Regions from separate parts of the Homo sapiens genome. Here region 1 is linked to region 2. Evidence: read pairs that join two places in POLR2A ChIA-PET (ENCODE). Cell type or tissue: PC-9. All regions are shown on one strand. Links, peaks and the distances in the headings refer to the core of each region. The heading gives the core; the rest is flanking DNA.

The links. ChIA-PET counts read pairs that join two places held together with the same protein. Peaks named below come from ENCODE experiments on the same cell type or tissue, not always from the same donor. Only the 100,000 strongest peaks of a DNase experiment are listed, where the experiment ranks them.
Region 1: POLR2A ChIA-PET joins it to region 2 with 5 read pairs; 6 of 35 experiments call an interaction of 5 or more read pairs at or near these places.

What each region holds. Positions count from the first base shown.
Region 1 is chr1:235,139,065-235,143,461 of GRCh38, forward strand. All of the region lies in intron 6 of RBM34 (RNA binding motif protein 34), which reads right to left. Among named protein-coding and RNA genes, the nearest start is that of TOMM20, 12 kb to the left of the region's middle. In PC-9, for the core only: no CTCF peak of the experiment used is centred there; no DNase peak of the experiment used is centred there.
Region 2 is chr1:234,600,696-234,605,092 of GRCh38, forward strand. It overlaps IRF2BP2 (interferon regulatory factor 2 binding protein 2), which reads right to left. Exons shown (of 2, transcript NM_182972.3): 2 at 3,574-4,397. Among named protein-coding and RNA genes, the nearest start is that of IRF2BP2, 7.3 kb to the right of the region's middle. RefSeq lists silencers at 157-206, 2,092-2,261. In PC-9, for the core only: no CTCF peak of the experiment used is centred there; DNase peaks (open chromatin) are centred at 2,276 and 3,273; H3K4me3 peaks cover 3,226 bases; H3K27ac peaks cover 4,000 bases.

The DNA.
Region 1 (4,397 bases), core at 194-4,193, 540 kb after region 2:
TGACTGCAGCTGCTGCTACTAAATGCCTAAACTCATTAAGTCACTAGGTTTGCAAAATGGTGATATAATTTGGATGTGAGGAGTTAGCAAAAAGGACCTAGTAATGAACACAGATCTTTCCCTGAAGACATCAACCTACTGTTTTGAAGTAAGAAAAATGCTACTACACAAATGAGTATCATCAAGAAGGGAACTGGAAAATAGTGCCTGACATGACTGATGGCATTCTGTAATAATACACTATACTAATGCTTTTGTATTGATTAAACCAGCTGTGATTTACTGAATGCCTAATATATACCAGACACTCAGCTAGACATTTTATGTATTTCATTTAATCTCACATCTCCAACACGGTGTTTTTTTTCTGATTTTATGAATAAGGAAGCTGAGACTGGAAGAGGTACGTGACTGCGATGAAATGGCAACAAGTGGCTGGCCTAGGACTGAAACCAAGTCTAGCTGACTCTAGAGCCCTGCTCTTCACACAACACACAGCTGCCGACAACATCCAAATCCAACACATCCTAGTGCACCCCCAGGAACAAATGCTGGAGTTCCGCTTCCACCTAGAATGTAAAAAGCCAGAAAGTGCATCACTCCTGCTCTTACCAGTTAAGAAGAAACCAGATAACCCACAGCATCATAACTTTTGTTGCAGCCATCACAGAGCTGAAGTCTTGGGGAAAGCCAGCAGCTAGAAGCTAAGGACAGGCCTGCTTCCTCCAATGAGAGACAGAGGAAGCACTGGCTCTTCTGGCTCTACGATGGCCGAGCACAGGGGCAAAATGCTGGGCACCAGACAAGCAGGAAAGATTCCAGCCATGATCTCACTAAAACACTAGAGCTCAGCGTGGGCTGGGCCTGAAACAGAAGTCCTGGAAGCTGCCGAGGCAGGAGTGTGCGCCCATCCTCAGGATCTGCCCCACTGACCTCCACTCCCTGGGAAAGGCTGAGATCGCAGCTATGGGTGCTGCAGGCCTGGAGGACGGAATGGCCAAAGTGTGGGAAAGGCACAAAGCCCCACCTGGATTCTTCTTGAGAGGTGACAGCGTGCTGGCAGTCCTCAGAGCCCTCGCTTGCTCTCCGCACCTCCTCTGCCTGGGCTCCCACTTTGACGGCACTTGAGGAGCCCTTCAGCCCACCGCTGCGCTGTGGGAGCCCGTTTCTGGGCTGGCCAAGGCCGGAGCCGGCTCCCTCAGCTTGCAGGGAGGTGTGGAGGGAGAGGCGCGAGTGGGAACCAGGGCTGCGCGGCGCTTGCGGGCCAGCTGGAGTTCCAGGTGGGCGTGGGCTTGGCGGGCCCCGCACTCGGAGCAGCCGGCCGGCCCTGCAGGCCCTGCCGGCCCCGGGCAGTGAGGGGCTTAGCACCCGGGCCAGTGGCTGCGGAGGATGTACTGGGTCCCCCAGCAGTGCCAACCCACTGGCGCTACGCTCGATTTCTCACCGGGCCTTAGCTGCCTTCCCGCAGGGCAGGGTTCGGGACCTGCAGCCCGCTATGCCTGAGCCTCCCACCCCCTCCATGGGCTCCTGTGCGGCCCGAGCCTCCCCGAGGAGCGCCACCCCCTGCTCCACGACGCCCAGTCCCATCGACCACCAAAGGGCTGGGGAGTGCAGGCGCACGGCATGGGATTGGCAGGCAGCTCCACCTGCAGCCCCGGTGCAGGATCCACTGGGTGAAGCCAGCTGGGCTCCCGAGTCTGGTGGGGATGTGGACAACCTTTATGTCTAGCTCAGGGATTGTAAATACACCAATCAGCACCCTGTGTCTAGCTCAGGGTCTGTGAATGCACCAATCGACACTCTATATCTAGCTACTCTGGTGGGACCTTGGAGAACTTTTATGTCTAGCTCAGGGATTGTAAATACACCAATCAGCACTCTGTATCTAGCTCAAGGTTTGTAAACACACCAATCGGCACCCTGTGTTTAGCTCAAGGTTTGTGAGTGCACCAATCGACACTCAGTATCTAGCTGCTCTGGTGGGGCCTTGGACAACCTTTATGTCTAGCTCAGGGATTGTAAATACACCAATCGGCACTCTGTATCTAGCTCAAGGTTTGTAAACACACCAATCGGCACCCTGTGTTTAGCTCAAGGTTTGTGAGTGCACCAATCGACACTCTGTATCTAGCTGCTCTGGTGGGGCCTTGGACAACCTTTATGTCTAGCTCAGGGGTTGTAAATACACCAATCGGCACTCTGTATCTAGCTCAAGGTTTATAAACACACCAATCAGCACCCTGTGTTTAGCTCAGGGTTTGTGAGTGCACCAATCGATACTCTGTATCTAGCTGCTCTGGTGGGGCCTTGGAGAACCTTTGTGTCGATACTCTGTATCTAACTAATCTGATGGGGACATGGAGAACCTTTGTATCTAGCTCAGGGATTGTAAATGCACCAATCAGCACCCTGTCAAAACAGACCACTCGGCTCTACCAATCAGCAGGATGTGGGTGGGGCCAGATAAGAGAATAAAAGCAGGCTGCCCTAGCCAGCAGTGGCAAGCCACTCGGGTCCCCTTCCACACTGTGGAAGCTTTGTCCTTTCACTCTTTGCAATAAATCTTGCTACTGCTCACTCTTTGGGTCCACGCTGCTTTTATGAGCTGTAACACTCACCGCAAAGATCTGCAGCTTCACTCCTGAAGCCAGCGAGACCACGAGGCCACCGGGAGGAACGAACAACTCCAGACGCGCTGCCTTAAGAGCTGTAACACTCACTGCGAAGGTCTGCAGCTTTACTCCTGAGCCAGTGAGACCACGAACCCACCAGAAGGAAGAAACTCCGAACAAATCCGAACATCAGAAGGAACAGACTCCCGACGCACCACCTTAAGAGCTGTAACACTCACCGCGAGGGTCCGCGGCTTCATTCTTGAAGTCAGTGAGACCAAGAACCCACCAATTCCGGACACATTCTCTTGATGGAGGAGAAGGCTAAGCTGCTAGGGGAGGGATAGCAAACCCTGTCACTCCAGGGCACAGAGAAGACCCCTACAGCCGGAGGAAGGGAGGAGTCCAGCTACCGGGGGAGAGGTGGGAAACATCCTCTGCATAATCCCCACTAAAGGTACAAGGCATTTGGCACAGCTTGGCTGCCCCGGGAAAAAAGCCCTGATCAGGTGCACTCCTGAGACACGGAAACACTAAGACAAGACAGCAGAGACCCTGCTGCGCCCACTCCCACCAGACTACCAAGCCAACTGACAAGCAATAGCACTTTTTTTATTTTGAGACGGAGTTTCTCTCTTGCAGTCCAGGCTGGAGTGCAATGGCATGATCTCGGCTCACTGCAACCTCTAACTCCCATGTTCAAGTGATTCTCCTGCTTCAGCCTCCAGAATAGCTGGGATTACAGGCGCACGCCACCACTCCTGGCTAATTTTTGTATTTTTAGTAGAGACGGGGTTTCACCACGTTGGCCAGGCTGGTCTTAAAATCCTGACCTCAGGTGATCCGCCCACCTTGACCTCCCAAAGTAATGGATTATAGGCGTGAGCCACTGTGCCTGGCCAACAACAGCACTCTCTAAATGAGATCTTCAATAAAACTTAAAACTTTCAATCTTTAAGAGACACCTCTGGGCGTGTGTGGTGGCTCATGCTTGTAACCCTAGCACTTTGGGAGGCAGAGGTGGGTGGATCATCTGAGGTCAGGAGTTCGAAACCAGCCTGGCCAACATGGTGAAACCCCGTCTCTACTAAAAATACAAAAATGACCCGAGTGTGGTGGCGCACGCTTGTAATCCCAGCTACCTGAGAGGCTGAGGCAGGAGAATCAGTTGAACCCGGGAGGCGGAGGTTGCAGTGAGCTGGGATCGCACCACTGCACTCCAGCCTGGTGACAGAGCAAGGATCCATCTCAAAAAAAAAAAAAAAAAAAAAGACACCTCTAAAAAAGCCAGCCACAAACTGGAGCAAAATATCTGAAACACACATAGCAGGAAAAGGTGTTATATCTAGAATATATAAATAACTCCTTACAACCATATAAAAATAATTTAAAAGTCACTAAAAAATGGGCAAAATTTTTGTACCAACATTTCACCAAAGAATAGATACAAATAGTAAGCACATAAGATGCCTAACATTTTTAGTCACTGTGGTTGACAAACCTTCAGAATGTCTAAAATTAAATGACAATGCCAAGTGCTGGTGAGGATGTGAAGCAACTGACATTCTCATCGATAGCTGGTAGGAATGTAAAATGGTACAAACACTTTGGAAAACAATTTTGCAGCTTCTTAGAAAGTTACAATATACCGTAAGATCTGGCAATCCGACCAGGCAGTTTCTCAAAAGAAATGATCCGTACCCAAATTTTTTTTAGCAGTTTTATGTATAATAGCCAAAGGCTGAAATAACCTGAATGTTCATAAACTGGTGAATGGGGCCGGGT
Region 2 (4,397 bases), core at 74-4,073:
CGGACTGTGTTCCTATGTCAGAATTTTACTGTGGTTTGTAAGATAAACTGGAAGGAAACAAACTCGTGGTTAACTCTTGTCAATACGTGTCTTGAACCAAGCAAAGTGACATTTCCTACCTGTGGCTTTGACTTTAAGCTGCACAAAAGGTAGGAGCTAGCCTCTCAGCTGTTCAAAGCCTAGAATGAGATGCCTGCTTAGTAGGTGTTAAATTATAACAGCAACAACCCATATGGTGCTTATTAGGAGAATAGTATTCCAAAACTTCTCTAATGACTGTGACCCTCCTGTGAAATTCTGATTTCAATTGTATATGGGGTACAATAAATCTTTATCTTTTATCACCAGAAAAGCTAATTGAACTGCTGTTTGCAGGCAGAAATAACAAAATGGGGGTAATGGGCTCTTAGCCTGGGCTAAGACTCTCAACAGCTTTTTTCTGTTTTGCAGCTCACACATACAGTCGGCTCAGGCAGACGGCCCAAGACAAGCCTGTGCCAAAGAAATGCTGATTTAGTCTGACCCAGACAATCTCTACTCCCACATGTCACTTCTCTGCAGAACTCTTACTAGTATGGCAAATACTTTAAAAATCATACAATAAAAGAAGGCAAAACCTCAGTAATTTGAGGTTCACTTTTAATAAACTCTTTCCATGCATTAAAATAAATTGAGGCCCTGAGCTCTGGCGAAATGTTTCCGGGTTTTTAATTCCCACCGCCCCCCCACCCCGGAGGCATAAATAGCCACATACGCAATTCAAAGTACTCTATTTGAACTAGTATAGGAAAGATGTTTTCTATAGATATTGCAGATAAATTTGCAATGACTTAAATATTTATCTGCTAAAGTTGCTGAGTGCCTCCACAACAAAACCGAACTCATTTTTTGTGCACGATGGGCATCTGAATGCTACCTGATGGTGATGATATAGAAATACTAATTGCTAAGTAAAAGTGGTAAGTGATGTGATCTACAGATTATGTAATGTAGTTCATTTCCCCCAAAATGTAAACTATATTTAGAAATATTCAAATGTGACATTATTACCCTATACAGGATGTCTTATCTCAGCATCAAGGGCGTCTGTAGAGCTGCTGGAGGAGGCTCTTTAGATTACGCAATCTAACTTCTGACAGCCCATTCAAAGGATGAGAACCGGTGCCTTGAAGCTCTCAATTTAAACTAGGAATCCTGTAGTCTAGTCTCTAGACTTATCTGACCTAGGCAGAAATCATCTCCTAGAGGCTTTTCATGGCTGATTTTGTGATGTTTTACTTGCACTGAAGATTTATTATTCCATGTTTTGAGTTAGTGTTATACAGTGCCATTCTATATATTTTCCAAATAAATGTTTGTCTTACAGAAGAAACTGTTTATACCATTCTAATAGGGTTGTTTAATAAGGAAATTTTACTCAGTTGGGTTTTGGATTAAAAATAAAAGAACAGCTTTTAAGATACAATGTCTAAATGATTCTCAATAATGATCTGTCTATGGTATAGTTACTTTTTGTCCTAAAATACCTTTTCTGTGGGTTGTATGGATTGTTTTATGTTGTGCCAGGCAGATGTGCATAATTTTCTGATTAAAACCAGTGCAAATACAGACTTCATATTCTATAATCTTTTAAAGAGACAAGTTACACTTCAAATCAAACAATCAGAGAGCTGTTTCAAATCAAGCATTTTAAGTTAAGTTGTATTGACATGGGGAGGGAGCAGATGACACACCTAATGAGTTAAAACAATGTTCACTGTTAAATTAGGTATAAATTAATGTAATAACTAGGGGTAGTGTGGGTATCCCTGACAAATTATGGATTTATCTGAGGATTAATGGAGGAATCCACAGATAATCCATAAATCTACCCATTTTCTATCTTCTAACCGCTTAGCGAGTAATTTATAAATTGTCTATTTGTGTGCTTTTTAAGTTACAGTGAGGGGTTCAGACATATTAAGGAAAATGCAGGCTGTCAAGAGAAACAGCAACAAGGGATCTATAGAGTTTGTAATCTGGAAAGTCACACCCGTAATTTTTATTTGATTGTAGTACCATTGCTGTCAGAGGCCTAACCAGTGGCACTGAAGGAGTTAAAACAGTCCCCACCCCCACTCCCGATTTCTAGAACCCCACGATAAATTGGGTAAATATGTATTCCATTCATTGGTGCATCTGACCTTGGTCTGTGACAGAGGAAAGGCGTGTCTTCTCATACTGTTCCCTATGAACAAAAGGCAAGCAAATGAGGGTGACTCAGGACTTCTCATGGCCTACACACAACTGAACATTTTTCTGAATGATTCCACGTATACACTTAGGAATCAGGAAGAGAAACATTTTACTCTTCACTAACCAAATAAAACCATCTATAAATCATATGCAAAACAACTTTTGAGTAAAGAGGGACTTAAAAGTCTAGGAATTAAAAAAGGATTTCCATAGTTTCCTTTTAACTCTCCCCCAACTCCCCTTTGGGGAATAAACAAAGACATCTGCCACATCAAGAGTCTGGTTTGTTTTCTTAACTGAAAACGAAATGCAGTCATTAAAGTATATCTTTGGGAAGAGGTTTTGAAATGTTGAGAATTACTTCTACAAGCTGCACTATTTTCAATTTCACTAAAAATAAAATTTAGCATTTTTGTTACAAAAACATAGTTCATCCTATTTCTTTTAACCTAGTTATTACATGAAAAATTGTTTATCATCTGTAACTTGCTAAGAATATGGTTTCTTGAAAACCTTAAATGGACTAATAATGAAAAACTATTAAAATATATATAGTGATGGGCCCCTCCTAGTTACCAGACCACCCTAGTGTAAATATATTCAAGTACACATTCACTGTTGCTGTTTAATTTAAAACATATAGTAACTCTATGTATATCCTAGCCTCCAACTCTTTATGAGTTTCACAACTTCCTTTCATAGAGAAGTCTGCCAAGCCATTAATCAATAAAAAGAGTAAAAGCTGCAACATCTAGGAAATTTCTTATTATATGAGAGTAGCCAGTAAAATGTGTCTCAGTGCTTTCTACCTTTTATCTCTATTTATAAATTTAAGTTTCAGGATATCAATAAAGCTCATACATGGCTTTGGCTTTTTTCATTCCTAAGCTTTCCAAAGTATAAGGCTTTTTTTTTTTTTAAATCCCTTTTGTCTTTAGCGCATTTCCTATGGCCCAACGTAGCTGTTTTATTCCAAAGCTTTTCAAAGAGCAGCTCCAGGTCTTGAGAGTCTTTCCAGTGTCGTCACTATCTTCTCTTTCCAATCTACCATTGCAGAATGGCTGGTTCTGCTGCTAGTTGAAAAATAAACAAATGCTTTCTAGCCGTACTTTGTTCAGCTCTTTTATCTGTGTCCCCTATCCAGTTGCCCTTTCCGCAGTCCCTGGCACTTCTATTTTATACCATCAGTTGCCTTTTTGTTCCATGTCTTTTATCTCCTGAAGTTCAGGCAAACCCCAACCCCAAACCCACACATCCTTTAGTCACATTGCCATTAGTGATTAAAACAATAGCCATTCTAAGCTTGCTTTAGAAAATTAAAAAAGGCCTCAGAAAATGTTCAGTGCTCCCAATTTTATTTTTATTTAATGCTAAAAGTTAAAGAAAAAAAGGTACTGTAAATCTGACAAATGACAGAATTCAGGTGATATTTCCATAGCGTGATTTTAAAATATAATAATGTTGGTATCTGAGATTACACTCACTTCAGTTGACATGAGTTTCATCATATATAGAAAAAGTATCACCTTCAACTTAAAAAAAGTAAAGGTTAAAAGGTGGCACACTTTTAAAATACTTGGTGGCCAAGGAAAGGTATATAGTAAAAGTTGTAAACCATGTGTATGTTCTCATAACTTTAAATGTGAGGCCACATGAAAGACAGTACATCTGTTAAATTCTATAAATTGTTAAAAGCAAAAAAGGGAAAGCTTCAACACCCCATCCCCTAATATTTTGAGTATTAAAAGCACAGCTGAAATATTAGGATTTGAAATCTGATACTGCCCATGTACAGTAAGTAGCTTTGTGACATTTTTATCCAGCTGTGGAGAATCTCTGCACTGTCATCAGGTACAACAAAAGATCAAACCCATGTCCCGATGTTAACTTTTTAACTTAAAAGAATGCCAGAAAACCCAGATCAACACTTTCCAGCTACGAGCCGTCCACAAAGGCCACCCAAAGGCCAGTCAGACTCGTGCAGATCTTATTTTTTAATAGTAGTAACCACAATACACAGCTCTTTAAAGCTGTTCATATTCTTCCCCCATTAAACACCAGTACAGAGAAACCACAGGTTGCCCTTTCCACAGCTGGATAGACTTATCCAAAACGGCAGGATGGTTCTGTATTAATCTTTTTGGAAAGCATGTCTGTATTAA